Regions from separate parts of the Homo sapiens genome. Here region 2 is linked to region 1. A link is a loop called in an ENCODE intact Hi-C map of the cell type or tissue named here. Cell type or tissue: dorsolateral prefrontal cortex. All regions are shown on one strand. Each heading gives the region's core, and the rest is flanking DNA. Links, peaks and the distances in the headings are about the cores only.

Evidence for each region. A loop is a pair of places that touch in the nucleus more often than their neighbours do. Peaks named below come from ENCODE experiments on the same cell type or tissue, not always from the same donor. Only the 100,000 strongest peaks of a DNase experiment are listed, where the experiment ranks them.
Region 2: a loop joins it to region 1, with 2.7 times the contacts of the local background. A loop is called at or near these places in 3 of 110 quality-filtered maps.

What each region holds. Positions count from the first base shown.
Region 1 is chr19:54,322,903-54,328,282 of GRCh38, forward strand. No RefSeq gene overlaps it. Among named protein-coding and RNA genes, the nearest start is that of LILRA5, 12 kb to the left of the region's middle. RefSeq lists a silencer at 2,275-2,569. In dorsolateral prefrontal cortex, for the core only: CTCF peaks have their summits at 2,401 (motif pointing right) and 2,603; a DNase peak (open chromatin) is centred at 2,401.
Region 2 is chr19:54,436,440-54,441,819 of GRCh38, forward strand. TTYH1 (tweety family member 1) reads left to right here. Exons shown (of 14, transcript NM_020659.4): 14 at 1-465. Among named protein-coding and RNA genes, the nearest start is that of LENG8-AS1, 9.9 kb to the right of the region's middle. In dorsolateral prefrontal cortex, for the core only: CTCF peaks have their summits at 3,171 (motif pointing left) and 3,371; a DNase peak (open chromatin) is centred at 3,182; H3K4me3 peaks cover 822 bases; H3K27ac peaks cover 2,861 bases.

The DNA.
Region 1 (5,380 bases), core at 109-5,108:
TCCACAAGAGGTGGAGGAGCAGAGTCTTCTCTAAACTCCCCCGGGGAAAGGGAGACTCCCTTCCCCAGTCTGCTAAGTAGCGGGTGTTGTTCCTTGCCACTTACGCTACCGCTAGACCACGGTCCGCTTGGCAACGGACGTCTTCCCAGACGCTGGCGTCACCGCTAGACCAAGGAGCCCTCTGGTGGCCCTGTCCGGGCATGACAGAGGGCTCGCACTCTTGTCTTCTGGTCACTTCTCACTGTGTCCCCTCAGCTCCTATCTCTGTATGGCCTGGCTTTTCCTAGGTTATGATTACAGAGGGAGGATTATTATAATATTGGGATAAAGGGTAACTGCTACAAACAAATGATTAATGATATTCATATATAATCATAACTAAGATCTATATCTGGTATAACTATTCTTGTTTTATATTTTATTATACTGGAACAGCTCGTGTCCTCTGTCTCTTGCCTCGGCACCTGGGTGGCTTGCCACCCACAGCATTCTAGCCTGGGCGACGAGCAAGACTCCGTTTAAAAATATATATATATACATATATAAACATATTCCTGAATGTCTATACTATAAAATATTTTTAAATATAACTTATAAATCTAAAGATAATACCTTAAAAAAGGAAATAGAATTGAGTTCCTATCAAATTAGGGCATTACTAAACAAGGAAGAATTATTTGTACTAGAATGTAAGCAAAATTACTTGACCATATATTTTATAATGCATATATTATTTATCATATTATATAATAAATGTATACTTTTAAATCAAATTATATATTATGTAGTGACATATAGTTAATATTATTATATAATTTTGACTATATATAGTAAAACATAAGTGAATACACCCTCAAAAATGTTTAATTCTTAAAATATGTATGGTCAAAAATTCTAAATTTCATCCTAGAGAAATAGCTGACTCCACATTCGGAGAGAAAATACAGGAGATGAAGTCAGAACTTCTTATCATGCAAGAAAGCAAAGACATCACCACATACCATCAGATTCATGTTACCTGAACATAAAGTCTATCATGAAAAGTTCCCAATGGCAAAATGTGGAATATTTATAGAATCAAATAATATAGGTAGTGTATTAAAACTAATGAATATGTTCAAAGCCTATCAGTTTACTACTGTTAAAAACAAAATTAAAAAACAAAAAACCCCTCAAATATGAGGAATGGGAAAAGAACAAAATCTCCACATCAAAAACGTGGAAATGAAGGCAAGAAGCAAGATCTCTTTTGTTTATCTGAAGTGTTACACAGGAAACATTCTTTTCTGTAGAATGTTTCTACATAATAATAAGTATAGTAATAGCTATAGTAATGTTTTTGCCTAAGAATAGCTGTAGAGTTTTTGCATAATAATAGTTAACCCTGCAAAGCTTGGATAACCTGTGCGTTGAGTATACAAGCAATAAACATCAATGGCTGCCAAAACCCTTAGGCTGAAGGTTGATAGTGAATATAATAACGAGTGGATCCTGCTGATAGTACAGCCATCAGTACAGAATTGCAAGGTGGAGAATGCAAGACACAAGCAAATGAGCCATTGTGTCTCACTTCTGACATTTTCTAAGCATCTTTTTCACCATACCCTCAAATCTAGACCGTTATCTGGCTGGGCGTCTCTATGTTTCTTGGATTTGTGTGTCAAACTCTCTAGCGAGTTTAGGAAAATATTCATGGACTATATCCTCAAATATATTTTCCAAGTTGCTTATTCTCTCTTCCCCTTTCAGGAATGCTGACAAGTCATACATTTGGTGTCTTTAGATAATATCATATTTCTCAGAGATTTTGTTCACTTTTAAAAATATTTTTTCCTTATATTTGACTGATTTGATTCAAACAAGTCTTCAAGCTTTGAAATTCTTTTCCTCAGCTTGGTCTATTCTGCTGTTAATGCTTCTCATCGTATTATGAAATTCGTGTCATGAATTTTTCAGCTCGAGAAGTTCAGTTTGGGTGTTTCTTAAAATTTAATCGTTCATGTCATTAATCATTTTACTGGATTGCTTGGCTTCCTTGGATTGAATTTCAACTTTGCTCTTGATTTGAATGACCTTCCTTGCCATCCAGATTCCAAATTCTACGTTTGTCATTTCAGACAATTCATACTGATTAAGAACAATTTCTGGGGAGCTCGTGGACTGGTTTGGAGATAATAGGAGTTATTTCCCTGATTTTTTTTCTCATCTGGGAGGGTTGCTATTCCTTTCATTGCAAGGGTATAAATTGAGTATAGTCTGTTGGCTTTATTTCTGGAAGTTTTCAGGGGACTAAGGCTCTGTACAGGGTCTTTGCTGAATTCTTGCTCTTGGTTTTCCAGGCGGTAGAATTTAGTAAAGTGATTTTTGGTGTTGTAGTGTGGCTGTAATCCAGTAGATGGCGCTTGAGAGCAATAGGCAATAGACAGGCTCTTACTCCACTGCGTGGTGCCTTTGTTTATCTTTGTTCTTGACCTTGATACTTTTGAAAAGGTCAGAGCAGTTTTTTTGTTTTTGTTTTTTGAGACAGGGTCTCACTTTGTCACCCAGGGTGGAGTGCAGTGGCACGATCTTGGATCACTGCAGCCTCAACCTTCCCAGGCTCAGGTAGGTGACAGAGCAGGCAAGTTAACTTAAGGCCTCCTCCTTGGCAATCTGGTCTCAAGTAGGGGACAGGTCCCCACAGACAGAACTGAGGGGCAAGTGTGGCATGGGCTCCAGACCCCGAGCACTGGAATTAGACACCTCTCCTTTGCAGAAAGGTTTAGCCTTTCCTCAAGCGGTTCTGCAAAGGAGAGGTGTAGCTGGGGTGGCGTGGGCAATGGTGGTGGCAGAGTTTGTGTGAAACTTGTCTCTTCCCCAATCACTGTCACTTGTTTCAGGAGACGTTGTAATGTGCTGTATGGTTTGACCTCCAGGCCAGTAGGTGGCAATTGCTGGTGAGAGCCAGTTGTAGCGCTGGCAGTGGGCTTTATGCTTGACCTTTGTTAACCAGAAGCATTCAGGTATCCTAAGTGATGGGTTGGGTTGTGGAAAACTCAGTGGTCTTGATCAGTACTCTGCCTCCAACGCAGGGAAATGAAGGTAAGTGTGGCTGGTCCAGGCAAGCCTGTACTCAGGCCCAATGCTAGGCACAGGCTCCGTCCCCACAGAGGCTACATGTGTGGTTCTCAGGTCCCTGGAGAGACACTCAAGCACTGAGTAGGGCAATGACTATTATGCCAAAGTTACAGCAGAGTTCCCCAGAGGGGCACGTTGGGTTCCAAGCCTAGAAAATGACAGTGGGACTCACTTTAATCTAATGCTCCCAACCCAGCAGAGCTCCTCCCTGTGGCCCAATGCTGGAAGCAATTTCAGACCGTCAAATCACATGCGGTTTGATGTCAGACCACTCAACTACCCCAGGCCACAGATCTTGCCTCCTGGGTAAAATCCATGCCTCTCAGGCTACAACTTTTCCCCCTCGGTTCTGTCAAAGAGAGGTGTCCAACGCCAGTGCTTGGTGTCTGGAGCCCATGCCACAATTGCCTCTCAGTTCTGTCCATGGGGACCTGTCTTCTACTTGAGCCCAGATTGTCAATCTCTGGCCCAAGACTCTCCGAAGTAGTGACCCTCACCCATGTTTGATGTCAAGTTCTTTTTTTTTTTTTTGAGACGGAGTCTCGCTCTGTCGCCCAGGCTGGAGTGCAGTGGCGTGATCTCAGCTCACTGCAAGCTTCGCCTCCCAGGTTCGTGCCATTCTCCTGCCTCAGCCTCCCGAGTAGCTGGGACTACAGGCACCCACCACCGTGCCCGGCTAATTTTTTGTATTTTTAGTAGAGACGGGGTTTCACCGTGTTAGCCAGGATGGTCTTGAACTCCTGACCTCGTGATCCGCCTGCCTCGGCCTCCCAAAGTGCTGGGATTACAAGCATGAGCCACCACGCCCAGCTAATTTTTTGTATTTTTAGTAGAGACGGGGTTTCACCGTGTTAGTCAGGATGGTCTCGATCTCCTGACCTCGTGATCCGCCTGCCTCGGCCTCCCAAAGTGCTGGGATTACAGGCGTGAGCCACCGCGCCGGGCCGATGTCAAGTTCTTGCACTGCCCACTAAGGGTTAGGATCAGGAATGGCCTCTTTCTATCAGCATCCAGGTCTGGGAGCACACATGGAGCACTTCCCTGGGCCCTTCCTTTTCACAGTCCTCCCGCTGTTCCCTAAGTCAGATCCAGGGCTTAGGTCGGTCAAAGAGCTCCCCAGTGGCCTGGATTGCCTGGCTCCCCACTGAGAATGGGTATCATGTGGTCTCATAACTTCCCTCTCAGGCACTGGAAGTTCACTCATGGTTTTCTGCCAGGTCTTGCTGCATGAGCTGCTGCCTGCCTTCTTTTTAGCAGTATCTGAGATTTCCTTCACTTTCATATTCAACTCCTGTATTAGTCCATTTTCAGGCTGCTGATAAAGACATACCCGAGACCAGGTAATTTATAAGAAAAAGAGATTTAATTGACTCACAGTTCCACATGGCTGCAGAGGCCTCACAATCATGGTGGAAGGTGAAAGCAACATCTCACGTGGTGGCAGGTACAGAGGAAATGAGAGCCAAGCAAAAGGGGAAACCCCTTATAAAATCATCAGCTCTTCTGAGACTTATTCACGACCACAAGAACAGAATGGGAGAAACTGCCTCCATGATTCAGTTATCTCCCACCGGCTCCCACAGCACGTGGGAATTATGGGAGCTACAATTCAAGATGAGATTTGGGTGGGGACACAGCCAAACCATATCACCTCCCATGTTCTTTCTTGGATACAAGAATGCAGAATGAATCTCTACACACCATTTTGGTATTTTCACCATCTCGGAAGACATAACAGTGTATTATATCCTTAAAAATCACTATAAAAGTAGATTTTAAGGGTTCTTACCACACAAAAATTAGAAATATGGAAAGTAATGTATATGTTAATTAGATTGATTTGCCCAACAGACAAGTATATATATTTCAAAACTACATACTTTACACAATAAGTATATACAATTTAGGAATTTTTCTTTTTTCTTTTTTTTTTTGATGGAGTCTCACTCTGTCACCAAGCTGGAGTGCACTGGTGCGATCTCGGCTCACTGCAATCTCCGCCTCCTGGGTTCAAGCGATTCCCCTGCCTCAGCCTCCCGAGTAGCTGGGACTACAGGCGTGCACCACCACGCCCGGCTAATTTTTTGTATTTTAGTAGAGATGGGGTTTCACCATGTTGGCCAGGATGGTCTCGATCTCCTGACCTTGTGATCCAAAGCTGTGTTATGAACATGAAGTTCTAAACACATTTTCTCATATGTTCACACATGTCTCATTCCAGCCTCAGTGCTCATGGGGTAGGATCTCCTTACCTGAGACCACA
Region 2 (5,380 bases), core at 285-5,284, 110 kb after region 1:
TGGCCACTGTGCTCCCATTTCTGTCCTTGGCCTTGGGAGTAGCTGAGGGGGCAGACTAGGGAGTAGGGCTGGCAGGGGAGGGGGCAGACAGCCTCGCCTCGCACCCTTCATCCCTGGCTGCCGGTCCCATCCTTGGAGGGACTAAGCTGGGGGTGGGGGACATGAGTCCCCCTGCTGCCCCTGCCACATCCCAGTGGGCTCTGACCCCCTGATCTCAACTCGTGGCACTAACTTGGAAAAGGGTTGATTTAAAATAAAAGGGAAGACTATTTTACAAGCAGCTGGGTCCTCCTTATTTCTCCTCTCCCTTGATTCGGCCTCCTGGCCAGGGCTGGGACATCCTCCCTGCTGTCCTCTCTCCCCCGGCCTCCCAGCTGCCAGGAATTTCTGCGCCTGTCCAGGCTCAGCAAGGGGTCCAAAGACATTGTTCTTTAAAAAAAAAAAAAAAAAAATCAAAAAACAAAACGCTTTCTTCTGATTCTAAAAGTAATGCGCGTGTCCTGACACAGGAAGACACAGGCATCTCTGGCACAGAATAGATGGCCTAGAAATAGATCTAACTGTGTGTGTGTGTGTGTGTGTGTGTATATATATATATACACACATGACAGAAGACAGATTTCAAGTCAGTGTGGAAAGGACGGTTGGTTTAGCAGCAGTAGTGACATATCGGCTCTCCATCTGGCCAAAAACTTCTATAGATAAGATGGGTGGAAGATCTAGATGTATGCAAGTAAAGGCACAGAAGAATTTCTAGAGAAATTAGGAGGGTGGGCATGGTGGTGCATGCCTGTGGTTCCAGCTACTCGGGAGGCTGAGACTCCTTGCTTGAGCCCGTTTCGAGGTAGCAGTGAGCTGTGATCGTGCCACTGCACTCCAGCCTGGGCAACAGAGCAAGACCCTGCCTCTTTTTTTTTTTTTTTTTTTGTTTTTGAGACGGAGTCTCGCTCTGTCACCCAGGTTGGAGTGCAGTGGCGCGATCTCGGCTCACTGCAAGCTCCGCCTCCCAGGTTCATGCCATTCTCCTGCCTCAGCCTCCCAAGTAGCTGGGACTACAGGCGCCCGCCAACACGTCCGGCTAATTTTTTGTATTTTTAGTAGAAACGGGGTTTCACCGTGTTAGCCAAGATGGTCTCGATCTCCTGACCTCGTGATCCGCCCGTCTCGGCCTCCCAAAGTGCTGGGAATACAGGCGTGAGCCACCGCGCCCGGCCAAGACCCTGCCTCTTAAAAAAAAAAAAAAAAAAAGACAAAAAACAGAGAGAGGCTGGCTGCGGTGGCTCATGACTGTAATCCCAGCATTTTGAGAGGCCAAGGTGGGTGGATCCCTTGAGGCCAGGAGTTTGAGAGCAGAGTGGCCAACATGGTGAAACCCCGTCTCTACTTAAAGAAAAAAAAAATTAGCTGGGCATGGTGGCACAGGTCTGTAAGCCCAGCTACTCGGGAGGCTGAGGCAGGAGAATTGCTTGAACCCGGGAGGTGGAGGTTGCACCACTGTACTCCAGCCTGGGAGATCAAGTGAGACTCCATCTCAGAAAAAAACAAAACAAAACAAAACAAACCAGAGAAATTAGGAGAATATTTGTATATTGTCTGCATGTCATGTATCTGGGTAGGGAAAATGGGGAGGGAGGAGTTTAAGCAGGAGATCATAAAACCAGAAAGGAAAAGATAGCTTAGTTGGCAAATTATAGATTGAAAAACATACCGTAAAGTCAAATGGCAAATTGACAGACTGGGGAACAGTGAGTGTGTGCGTGCGTGTGTGTGTGTGTGTGTGTGTGTGTGTGTGTGTGTGTATGTTAACAGTTATGATGCAGAAATGTTATTCTTAAAAGATATAATCTACAAAAGCTTTCATAAACTAAGAAAAAGACAACCCATTTAAAAGTAATCAATTGAGTTGAATACTCAATAAAAATTCCAACATCAGTAAACAGACAAAAAGATTCAAACTCTAATAATTGGGAAATGCAATTTGAAAGAATGAGAAACTACACTTTTTCACTACCTAGACACAATGAAATTAACAAGAGTGGTGATGTCCTGGGCGGGCGAGGACCTAGAGGAACAGGCACTCAAAACACTTCTCCTGAGGCTGTGAGCTGCCACCATCCCTTGAAAAAAAAAAAAAATGCGCTTGTATGTGATCAGATCAAAACTGCATACACCCCATGCCCCAACAATCCTGCTTTTGGGAATTGATTTACAGAAAAAGACACACAGGCTTCTGAAGACTTCTATTTAGAGCTGCCTGTTACAACGATACCACTTTGATCAGCTAAACCCTGAAAACAAACATGCACAAAAAGAGAAGTCCAATAACTGACTGCACAGCAGGGCTCTCTGGAAGAAACCAGCTCTTGGCTGAGTTGAGGATGTGAGGGAAAAGCCTGGCAGAGAGGAGCTATCAGAGCAGGGTGTGGCAGACAGCAGTGGCAGAGTGGACTGAAGGAGAGGGGCCTGCACAGTGAAGGGCCCAGCTTATCATTCAAGGCACCCCAGGCCACCATCCTGGCCCTGCTTTTCATGACCTTCACGGATATGGGAAAGTCACTTGACCCGTTAGACCTCGGTTGCCTCTTTGATCAAACGGGTATCAGAAATCCAAAATTCCAAAATCCACAGATCCAAAGAGCTCCAAAGTCAAGCCATCCCCAAGCTCATTGGGCAGGAAAACCTGACCTGTGTTGGTGGGAGATGACTTACAGACATGACTGACACGCTTGGTGTGAACGTTCACATACTTCCCTGCAGAAAAGTTAACCAGGCTGCTGCACACTGCTGTGCTGAGCACTGAGGGTGCCGTGTGCCCTGTGGAGTAGAGATCATATTGCCTTTGCAACTGAAAAATCCTGAATCTCAACACACACCTGGCTCCGAGGGGATCGAGTTGGTGCTTGGTGACCCACAGTGCCAGATGCTGGTGTACAGCGTGGGGCCTGCTGCTGCTCTGTGCCTGTCAATCATTTCTATTTTGTGTACTGCAAGGAGCGTTCAGAGGAAGCTTTAGATATGTGGGCCTGACGGTGGGAATAAAAATCAACTGCAATTTCAGGGAGGGGTTCTGGGGGCCACATGCGTTCACTCACTTTTTCCTAACCATGTGGGCTGTCTGCCCCAGGCCCGGCCCTGCTGCTATGCTGACTTCTTTCCTCTCAAACACTGCCCTCTAGTGCCCCTGAGCCCATTTCCCAAGCACAGGCATCCGCTGGCTGTTGGGCGGCTGCAAAGTACCTTGAGACTCAGCTGCTTGATCTCCCATGCCAATGAGCCTGGGGGTGATCTCTCAACAAGAAGTTGGCCGGGCACCCTGGCTCACGCCTGTAATCCCAGCACTGTGGGAGGCTGGGGCAGGCGATCACCTGAGGTCAGGAGTTTGAGACCAGCCTGGCCAACACGGTGAAACCCCATCTCTACTAAACACAAAAATTAGCCGGGCATGGTGGCGGGCGCCTGCAATCCCAGCTACTCAGGAGGCTGAGGCAGGAGAATCACCTGAACCCGGGATGCGGAGCTTGCAGTGAGCCGAGATCGCGCCACTGCACTCCAGCCTGGGCGACAGAGCAAGACTCCGTCTCAAAAAAAAAAAAAAAAAAAAAAAAGGCATTTTACCCAAACTTTACAAAAGGAAAATCCAGTGTTATTTTTAGAATGTTACCTATGGGGGCTTCCACTGCGACCAGGATGGAGTCACAGAGACTGGACTTGACCCCCCAAAAATAGAGTAAATACAAGAAAACAACAGTGGTCAAGACTCTACCAAGAAAGTGATCCCTGAGGAACGGGAAACATCAAGGCAAGCCCTAAAATTGCCGCTGGGTCCTGTTGCAAGTTTCTAGACCACGGGACAGGGAGGGAAGACTGAGGCGGAGCTGGGAGGACTCCGTGAGCAGAGGAGACAAAGCAGGGAGTCTGAGCTTTGTTCTTGAGCTTTGTTTTGAGAATGAAGTTATGGGCCGGGTGCGATGGCTCACGCCTGTAATCCCAGCACTTTGGGAGACCGAGGTGGGTAGATCACCTGAACTCAGGTGTTCGAGACCAGCTTTGCCAACATGGTGAAACCCTGTCTCTACTAAATATATACAAATTCGCCGGGTGTAGTGGTGGGTGCCTGTAGTCCCAGCTACTCGGGAGCCTGAGGCAGGGGAATCTCTTGAACCTGGGAGGCGAAGGTTGCAGTGAGCCAAGATCGCGCCATTGCACTCCAGCCTGGGCAGCAGAGCGAGACTCCATCTCAAAAAATAAATAAATAAAAATAAAAATAAATTATCTTGGACTTCCAGCCTCCAGAACTGTGAGAAATAAGTGTTTGTTGTTTTTGAGCCACCAGTCCATGGTCCTCTGTTACTGCAGACTAGAATGCCAGGGAAAGAACCACCTGGAGGGACTGAAGCAAATAGCGCCTGAGTTCTGGGGACTCACACAGGCCTTGACAAGGCGCTGTTCCTGCCAGAAGAACCTCATAACTGAAGGAACACTGGGTAGAACACGGAGAGGGTCTTACATCAGCCGTGGGGAATAAGCAGCCCTAACCTGTTAAACACTGTTCTGGTCCTGCCTGAGGAATCTTAAAAGCAAAACCTGAAAGGATCAAGCTGCTTCCAAGTAAGGTGACTGCATTCTCAAACAAAGCTCAAGAATATTTATAGGCATACAAAAGTAACGAGTGCTCGACAAGGTAATACTGATATTGTCTAGTATCCAACAACAAAGTCACCAAATATGCAAAAAGCAGGAAAATAGGGCACATCATGAGGATAAAAATCATTCAACTGAAACGGACCCAGGAGTTAGAATTAGTAGGTAAGAACATTAGAACAACTATTATACTGTACTCCATACGTTCCAAAAGTTCTTTACAGATACGGAAGATATAAAAAAACTCAAACTGGATATCAACAGATAGAAATTACAATGTCTGAAATAAATAATGTACTGGCTGGAACAGCAGATTTTTGTTTTTTGGGGGAGAGTCTTGCTCTGTTGCCCAGGCTGTAGTGCAGTGGCATGATCTAGGCTCACTGCAACTTCCACCTCCCAGGTTCAAGCAATTCTCATGCCTCAGCCTCCCAAGTAGCTGAGACTACAGGCACCTGCCACCACATCCAGCTAATTTTTGTATTTTTAGTAGAGACGGGCTTTCACCATGTTGGCCAGGCTGGTCTCAAACTCCTGACCTCAAATGATCTGCCAGCCTCGGCCTCCCAAAGTGCTGGGATTACAGGTGCGAGCCACTGCACCCAGCCCTAGAACAGCAGATTAGACATTGCAGGAAAAAAAAAAAAATCTGGAAGACAACATTAGAAACTGTCCAAATGAAACATTTAAAAAAATGATTTTTTTTTTTTTACTTTTTAGACAGGGTCTCACTCTGTCA